2 separate regions of the Homo sapiens genome follow, and region 1 is linked to region 2. A link is a loop called in an ENCODE intact Hi-C map of the cell type or tissue named here. Cell type or tissue: PC-9. All regions are shown on one strand. Each heading gives the region's core, and the rest is flanking DNA. Links, peaks and the distances in the headings are about the cores only. Region 1 overlaps DGKI (diacylglycerol kinase iota). Region 2 overlaps DGKI (diacylglycerol kinase iota).

Region 1 (4,405 bases), core at 141-4,140, 71 kb before region 2:
CCACACAAAATTTTGCCTCTGTCTTTGTTTATCATTGCAGCTCCCTCTGAATGTTTTCAATAACTACTTCAGCCTTGGATTTGATGCCCATGTCACACTGGAGTTCCATGAATCCAGAGGTGAGGACAACGTCCCATTTCCATCTCCCAGGGAGGAAGTTTCTAGCAGGTGTTTTGCATGTTCCCTTTTGTTTGTATATCACTTACGCGTTTACAGTGTGCTTCAGTGTTGTTTCATTTTAACCTTCAGGATGACTCTGGGAGCTAGACAGGACAGGAACTTCTTATAAATGGGACCCTGAGACCTAGTTGTTCAGACAAATGGGACCCTGAGACCTAGTTGTCCAGGGTCTTAAAGACAGTAAAGGGCAGGACTAGATGTGTGTTCCAGGTCTTGGGATTGTTAATCTTTATGTTCTACTGGAAGATTTGAAGTGAGTAAAATACTAAGAAGTGATAGAGACTATTACTGAAGTCACTAGGATATTCTTTAGCTTCACAAAACACTATTAAAGTGCAATACTACACAACCACAGCCATTGAAATATGGTAGCAAAAACAAAAATGTCCCCTCTGTTTGTATAAAAGAAACAACAGGCATCTTAGAACAATAGAGGAGCTATAGGTAGTTTAGGTTGAAAGCATAGGATGTAATGGTGATGGGATTAATTAGGAAGGTACTAGGGATCCCCACTGGATGATACAGAGGTGTGAATGAGACCATGTAGTGATTTCAGGTACTAAAAGAGATGGAGTCAAGATTAGGGGAACAGAATTTTTGAAAGAGAAGATGAAATAATGATATGCTATTAAATATTTCATCAACATTTTCTCATGCCATTTAGAACTGATAAAGTTTATGGGTTTGACTTATGTTTTGTAGTCCCGATTGATCTCTCTCTCTCTCTCTTTCTGTCTCATTCTGTCTCTTAAACTCTGTTCTTATTAATATAGCTATACTATATATCCATGTCTATGCCTGTATCTATATCTGTACCTAGTGCCTTCTGAATATATATAACCAGAACCATGCTAGGATGTAGATTGTTAAGAGACTTGTGAGATAAAGTCATAAATGAGAAGTACTTTACTTTTTTCCCTCCAGGTTATGTAAGAAAGGAAGTGGTGTTTAGAATTTTTGCATACTTTGGAATTTGAAATAACAGAGCACTAAAAGCTAGAATTCAGATTTTCAGATTCTGGTAATAACATGAAAATTCTGATCATGCACTTATGCACTAGAAGTCAAGAGTGATGCTACAGGATTAAAAACCACTAGAGTATAAAATACAAGTAAGGAACAGATCTTTAAAGTCTCTTACTGGATCCAGCAATGTTAGCAGACTTTGACCTTCCTGGTTTCCCAAGGTTTTGAGAGGACAGGCTCTGTAAAGGTCAAATTCTGTGCCAAGCAGGAATGATGCTGTTTGAAGAGAAAGCCATAGTTTGGTATTCCTCTCTGATTGGCCAGAAAAATCACAGCTAGAAGGCATGATTGATAACAGAACCTCAAATATCCTGAGTCAGAAACACTACCACTTTCCGCCTCCCTGCCTTAGACAGTTCTTGGATATTAGGTATTCAGAGGGACTTACCTTGGGGCCAACATTTATGACCTGTTACCCTTCTTATATTTAAGGAGAGTTAATTTGGGAAGTACATGGGGGATTTTATTCTTCATTTCTTACCCCATTTTTTATCTCATATTCTTTAGCAGGATCCAGATCCTGGGCTTCTTAATAAAATACCCCAAACTTCTTAATAATACTTGTAAAGTAACACAATTATCACAAATACATGGATTTCCAAAAATAGGCATGAAAAGAGGTCTAAATGAATAAGTGGCCAACAATGAGCTCATTCAATGAGCTCAATGAGCTCAAGTGAGTCTCATATTTAGTCTAACTTATCCGGAAGTTTTTCTAATGATTCACTTCCTTGAACTATGATGAAGTTTCTATGCATCAGAGTGAGAAGGGAGCAGGGAGAGACCCTTACATGGGAAGACCAGGCTTAGAAGAAAATTCTTTTGGGGAAAGTGATTTTTCTCTTTTATTTTAAGCTGTAGGACTATTTTAGAGTGGAATATGCAAATTGTTGAGTGTATGAACATGTACATTTATATGTATGTGATTATAAAACAATTAGTTAAAGATGTCAAGCATTAATCTTTGTATAGTTTATTGCTAAGGCTTATTGTGTTTTGATGCAGTATGAAATGGAATTGTAAACATTTCCCCTGCATGTAAATCAGAGCCTTTGAGGAAAATCAGCCACTGAAGGGCTGTTAAGGGAGAATTTATGTTAATTGGAAATAATAGGTAAATATTCATGCAGGTGGGATAGAGGTGGTAAAAAAATTAAATAACTATAAGATATTGGAACCAGATTTTGCTGATACACTTAGACCAGAGGTATGGACTTTTCAGTAGCTGTTATTCTGCTTTTTTTAAATAGTAAATTAAAAAATTATTTGTCTATGAAATATATAATTAAGCAAATAGCCTTTTTTTCTTTCTTTTTTTTTTTTTTTACTGTTTCTGTTCATTTGTATTTTCCCCCTATTTTTAACTAGTTAGTCAAGAAATCTTAAGCTAAGCTATAGAAGAAAAAACAGGATAAGCAAGACCAGATTTTTAATTGTGGCAAGCTTACTTATTTTGTCAGTAGATAGTGAGTGGCTGTTCTCAAACCAAGAAAACTCATAGTGAGACTTTAAACTGTTTTCCAACACAGGCACTGTCTGCGGCTTCATGGATCACTTGCCATAAAATACCTAAAGGGTAACACAAAGGCTCATGAAAGCCATTGTGAAAAAAATAAGCTTGGATAGTAGAATCTATGAGGTATTAGTCAAGAAAATGTAATACTTTTAAGTTGAGAATTATGCCAATACATCTACATAAAAATAGGCAATTAATATAAATCTCATTAAAGGAGAATTTTTAAAAATTTAACTATGGAAAGAATTTTTAGCACAGATGTAAATATAGCCCATCAAATGGACACTTCTCAGCATAACTACATATATTGTATTTCTTTTAGAAGGAATAATTAAACTGGCATTAATTCCCAATTTTATATCTACTTTATTCCAAACACAAATCAAACTCAAAAACATGTTTAATTACATTTGGAAGCTGCATACATAGCTTACGGAAGTCATGCCCTATGAAAGTCAAAGTAAATAATCGCTTCTCCACCTTCTTCCACCTTTTCCTGTTATCTCAGCCCGATATCCCTGGAAACCCTCCAATTTTTACAAAGCATCTAGAGTGCCTCCATCTTTAATGTGCTTGAGAATCACCTGGAGAGCTCCCCTCCACAGATGTATAGACTCCACACTCAAGTCATTCTAATTCAGTAGATCTGGCTAGGGCCTAATCATTTGCAATTCTAACAAGCTCTCAGCTAATGTCAGTGATGCCGGTTTGGAACTACACATTTATAGTCCTGGATTACTGTCCCTGTAGCACTGGGCTACTGTACTAACTGGCCTGGAACTGGGGGAAAGATGATAACCAAACCATGGGATCTATTGGATCTGTAGGATAGGAGGGAGCTGGGGAGGAAGTAGGAGTGCTAATCTAAGTCGCTACCTTTAGTGAGGTCTCCATAACAAAACTACTTTTCCTCTTTCACAGAAGCAAATCCAGAGAAATTCAACAGTCGTTTTCGAAATAAAATGTTCTATGCAGGGGTAGGTATACATTTTATTTCATAATTACTACATATTACTTATTGCCAATTCACTGTGTATCATAAAGTTGCAAACTACATGAGAAATAATCACATATACATCTCATTTATATATGTCTATCTATGGTTACTGTTTCATGGCTGGGCTTAAGAATGAAAGTGAGGTGTATTTCTTAAGTTAGCTGTCAGAAAGAGAGTTGGTGTTCCTCATCTCTGAGCTTTTAAGCAAGCCCCGAGGCTTCATGTTGAACAAGAGAAGATGCTATTCAAAAAGGGATGTGAGAAACAAACATCAAAGCCAGTGTAAGAAATGGAGGAATTGTGTAGACTGAGGATGTCTGAAGAATTTTAGGTAAGAACGTAGTTTTCACCAGGGTGCGCACATTGACGTTTGGATTAGAAACTGGCAGAATATGGGGTGTTTTTCATGGACGCATACGTGAGGTTAAAGGGAGTGCCTTCTTTTTCCTTCTTTTGTTTCTCAGGCACGTTCATAGTAGTAAATAGAGAATGAAAAAAAGGCATCCAAAATATCAGTACAGTTTAAATTTATGCCAATCGATAGGAGGAGTTTAAATAAAAGGCGTTTGGGAGCTGCATACGTAGTTTATGGAAGTCAAACCCTGTGAAACTCAGAGCAAATAAGGAAATCTTAGTGGAAAGACTGTATCAGCACTTAATGGACAAGGCAAGTGTTCAGAAAAGGT
Region 2 (4,405 bases), core at 92-4,091:
AGCTGTCCATGTATAATTTGTTTATTCATTTTATTTCCCAAAAGAGGCTTGGGGCCCCTTCAGCTGATTTTAGAAAATTTTTCTGTCATGAATTCTTCACATGTATCTAATCAACTCAGAAATTCCAGGCTGCATGACTGAATGTGTCCCCAGCATCTAGTTGTTGGTGACCTTGACCATCACCCTGCAGTGTAACAGACAGCATGATGTAGAAATTGTGAAAGAGATTTGGACCAGTGTATCTAATCATCATTTCAAGTATTGAAGTTTTAGGTATGGTTGTGAATCTTTCCTTTCAGACATGTAATATTTCATCTTGATTTTCAGATGTATCTGGCTAGCCTGGCCATGTAGCCAAGATTCCAGTGTCACAGTCAAGCCTTTGTTATCTCCCTCCCAAGTACTTGAGCACTGGTAGTAAATATCAGTAGTGGTTCTTTCTGTGTCTAAGAATTTTACGAATATTCATTTCCATTGTCAAGGGCATGCTAGGACCTCACAGTTAAAAGCTTATATCACATTTAACACCAGGAATAATTGCCAAAAGATTATATACATCATCTTGTTGTACTAGTACTTTATTGCATGCAACATTAGGAACCTTCTTTGAAATGGAATTATCTTCATCAAAAGTAGGCATTTACATCATTGTCATTAAACTTACATATTCAGTTGGACAAGGATGACATGTCATAGCACTATTTGGTCTGGACCTTTGGTTCCTACTATGTATTAGAAGAGAAGTATGTGGGCCTTCTGCCCATACTTGCTCCTGGATAACCACGGTCAATGCGTGAACCGCAGTCATCAGAAGTAGGAAAAAGGCCATTACGAACAGCATCCATGATTGGATCTCATGCTCCACCTGACAACTTTTGTCTTTGTTCAGAAGACCAGGCTTTAACATCTCCTTTTTTTTTCTCCCTGGGATTTTCTTTCTCATTTCTGCTTTTCCATTTATCATGTCATGAATGCCAAAGATTTGGAAAGAGAAAAAGAAAAGGATCTGTTACTAACTCCTGAGGGGTTGTGGGCTGGGCTTCGATGGGCACCTGGAGAGTGTAGTGTTCCCTTTCATTCTCTTTCTTCTGTTCTTTCTTCTCCAGCCTTCAGAATTTTCTTTCCCCAATTCTGTCTATAACACATTCTAACTCAGAAACCATTTTCTTGTATTTTAGGTGTTATCAAACTGCCTTTGAGGCATTGACAAGTGGTCTTTGTCCTCCATCATCACAGTTTTCACTAATTTTACATTATTTTCACAGTCTCTCTGCTGCCGCCTTCTTTGCTCTTTTTTGCTCTCTCCAGCTCAGCAGGCCACAAGTCCATGGTGTTAGGTAAGTGTATCAGAAGGTTGTAACCCCCACAGCTATGCAAAACGACTTCACTGTCACTCTTGCTCCTTTTCCCTCTTCCCATCCAACTGGCCACAGAGGAGTTGCTTCCTTGGACTTCGTATCTCTCTCATATGCCCTTCCCTTCTTGTCTTTCTGCCACTCCTCTATTCCAGACCTCACCATTGCTCAGCTCATTGACTGTATTCGCTTCCTCACTCATCCTCCAGTCACTCACCTAATTTTTCATCAATTTGTCTTCCGTATTACTCCCAATGATTTTTCTAACATTTTGTCCAAGAAAAAGGTGGGAGATTTTTAGGCACTGAGATGAGCGAGTGGAAAAGTACTGGAGGATGTTGTGGGGAGGTTGGTCAATTGCCAACCCATTGTATCTGATTATTGTCATCCATCAAGTAAGAATTGTAGTTTTTTGATAACCTTGGCACATTTGAAACTAACAGAATAAAAGGAAAGATTCCACTTGTGTTTACATCCTCCCTTAGGAATTTGTTTCTTTTCTCTACTCCCCTGCCTCTCCTCCTTGAGTTCCTTATTTCCACCATCCTTTTGACTTCCTGAGTAATGTGAATGCTATGAGTAACAAAATAGGTACTGATAATTGTTCTATGTCAGGATGATCTCATCAGCAAAGTATCTGTCCATAGCAAACTCAGAACAGTTTCTTTTTCTTTTCCCTTTCTCTTGATTTTTCTGTAACTAGGCATCTGTGTTTGCTAATTGTCTCTTATTACCAATAATTATTTAGGCTCTTACCCACCCACAGAGCCTGAGAGAGAGGGGCTCTGTCTTTCATGATGTTTACATTTCAAAAAATGACTTCTAGCTCCTGGAGAAAGACATTCCTGGGTTGTAAAATTTGGCATGAGTCTGGGAGCAGATTTACATACATCTCAAAGGGGCAGAGAAAGGATTTACAATGGAAAGTTTGCTAAAGTAAATGCTCTAAGAAACAAGTGTTCAGAGCCATATAATCAAGAAGAAACCTGTCGGCCGGGCATGGTGGCTCAAGCCTGTAATCCCAGCACTTTGGGAGGCCGAGGTGGACAGATCACGAGGTCAGGAGATCAAGACCATCCTGGCTAACACGGTGAAACCCTGTCTCTACTAAAAATACAAAAAATTAGCTGGACATGGTGGTGGGTGCCTGTAGTCCCAGCTACGCAGGAGGCTGAGGCAGGAGAAAGGAGTAACCGGGAAGGCAGAGCTTGCAGTGAGCCAAGATTGTGCCACTGCACTCCAGCCTGGGCAACAGAGTGAGACTCCGTCTCAAAAAAAAAAAAAAAAAAAAAAAAAAGAAACCTGTCTAAAGTTCCATCATGCTAAGGGAAACATGAAGGCTGTTTTGGTCAGTATACATCTGGAACCTTCACCTTCTGTTGGAAACCTATTAGTATCTACCCATCCTTTTGAGAATAAAGTCTCAACTTCTTAGTATAAAAATCAAACCTCTGGTCTTAGCCTCACCCTACTCTACTCTGTACCTACCTACCTTCCTAATTCCTGAACATTTCCTTTTCTTCTTTTCATGCTGTGGTTCCTTAGAGCCTAAGGGTGGTCTGAGATAATTTCCTTTTGTCTCAAAAACTCTTGTTCCTTTTGTCAAACCACCTTATTTTCTTCACAGCTCCTCGTGGAAGAGTGTCTGGTCTTGGGGAATGTGTAGCCCTTCTGGATTCTAAACACGTGGAGTACATGTCTATCCAATTCCTGCCACAAAGATATCATCAGTAGGATGTTTTCATGTACTCCCCTCCTCCTCCAATTCTGTAAACTCCTTGAGGGCAGGTACCATGTCTTACTCAGCCTTCTGTGACCAACTGCTGACACTAGAGTTGTCCCCAGCACCAGAAAGTCCTTAAAACCCGTTTGCTAAAATGATTAAGTGAATGACTTATAGACGTGAAAAATATTGTGGCATAATTCTTTGTATATGCAATATATATTTACCAAATTAATGAAGATAGAAACCATGAGTTGCTCTTCAAGATTATCAATGCCATAAGCATTTAAGAGGATTTTTTTTAAGTGAGTTGCATGTTCCTTATGTTGCCCACTTAGGTAGTATACTATCATGATAAAAGCAGAATTGGATCTGTACTTGGAAACCCAAATTTCTAGAGAACCTGTTAGTTTCTGGAAAGCACTCAGAAATCTTATCCTTGAATAGAATCCAATGAAAACTACATAATTTACTTTTATCTTGTGGATGACATTTTTAATGGACTATAGACAGGACCTGGTTTAGCTCAAGCTAGGGAATCCAAACTCTATAATTACTTTTAATCGTAAGGACTAGGAGTTGTGAAACTGCTGACAGGTCCCAGACATGGCATGGCAAGGTATAAAGTTCTTGGGATGTTATGTTTCCTTTTGAATGCTAATATGCCCATTCGTTGCTCCCCATTGGTTCCAGGTGAGCAGTGGGAAATTAATGATGACCAGGTGGTTGTAAAATGGACCTGTGACCCACAGCAGGGAAAAACTGGATTGAAATACCATATTGCAAACTGATTCTATCTAATTCTTATCAGCCATCAAGTAAGAATTGTAGTTCCATGATAACCTTGGCACATTTGGAACTAATGAGGTAAAAAGAAAGATCCCACTTGTCTTTACATCCTCCCATATTATATTTCCTATAGACAAAGTATCTGTCTGTAGAAAACTCAGAACAGTTTCTTTTTCTTTTCTTTTTCTCTTGATTTTTCTGTTTCTTTTTAACTAAGACTATTTTTCAGAGCAGTTTTAAGTTTACAGAAAAAGTAAGTAGAAAGTACAGAGAATTCCATATATCCTCTCAACCCTCCCCTACCGCAACCTATCCACACACAGTTCTCCCCTTTATTAACATTTTGCATTAATGTGGTTCATTTGTTACTATTGATGAGCCAATACTGATACGTTATTATTGCCTGAATCCCATAGTGTACGTTAGGATTCACTCTTTTGCCATATAATTCTATGGGCTTTCACAAATGTGTAATGACATGCAGTCATTATTGTATTGTACAGAATATTTCACAAGGAATACCTTGTGTTATGTCTTT

The links. A loop is a pair of places that touch in the nucleus more often than their neighbours do. Peaks named below come from ENCODE experiments on the same cell type or tissue, not always from the same donor. Only the 100,000 strongest peaks of a DNase experiment are listed, where the experiment ranks them.
Region 1: a loop joins it to region 2, with 3 times the contacts of the local background. A loop is called at or near these places in 3 of 110 quality-filtered maps.

The regions. Positions count from the first base shown.
Region 1 is chr7:137,577,564-137,581,968 of GRCh38, reverse strand. It overlaps DGKI (diacylglycerol kinase iota), which reads left to right. Exons shown (of 33, transcript NM_001321708.2): 15 at 41-119; 16 at 3,644-3,699. Among named protein-coding and RNA genes, the nearest start is that of PTN, 240 kb to the right of the region's middle. In PC-9, for the core only: no CTCF peak of the experiment used is centred there; a DNase peak (open chromatin) is centred at 1,908; H3K27ac peaks cover 988 bases.
Region 2 is chr7:137,506,467-137,510,871 of GRCh38, reverse strand. The region is part of intron 21 of DGKI (diacylglycerol kinase iota); the gene reads left to right. Among named protein-coding and RNA genes, the nearest start is that of PTN, 160 kb to the right of the region's middle. In PC-9, for the core only: no CTCF peak of the experiment used is centred there; a DNase peak (open chromatin) is centred at 1,921.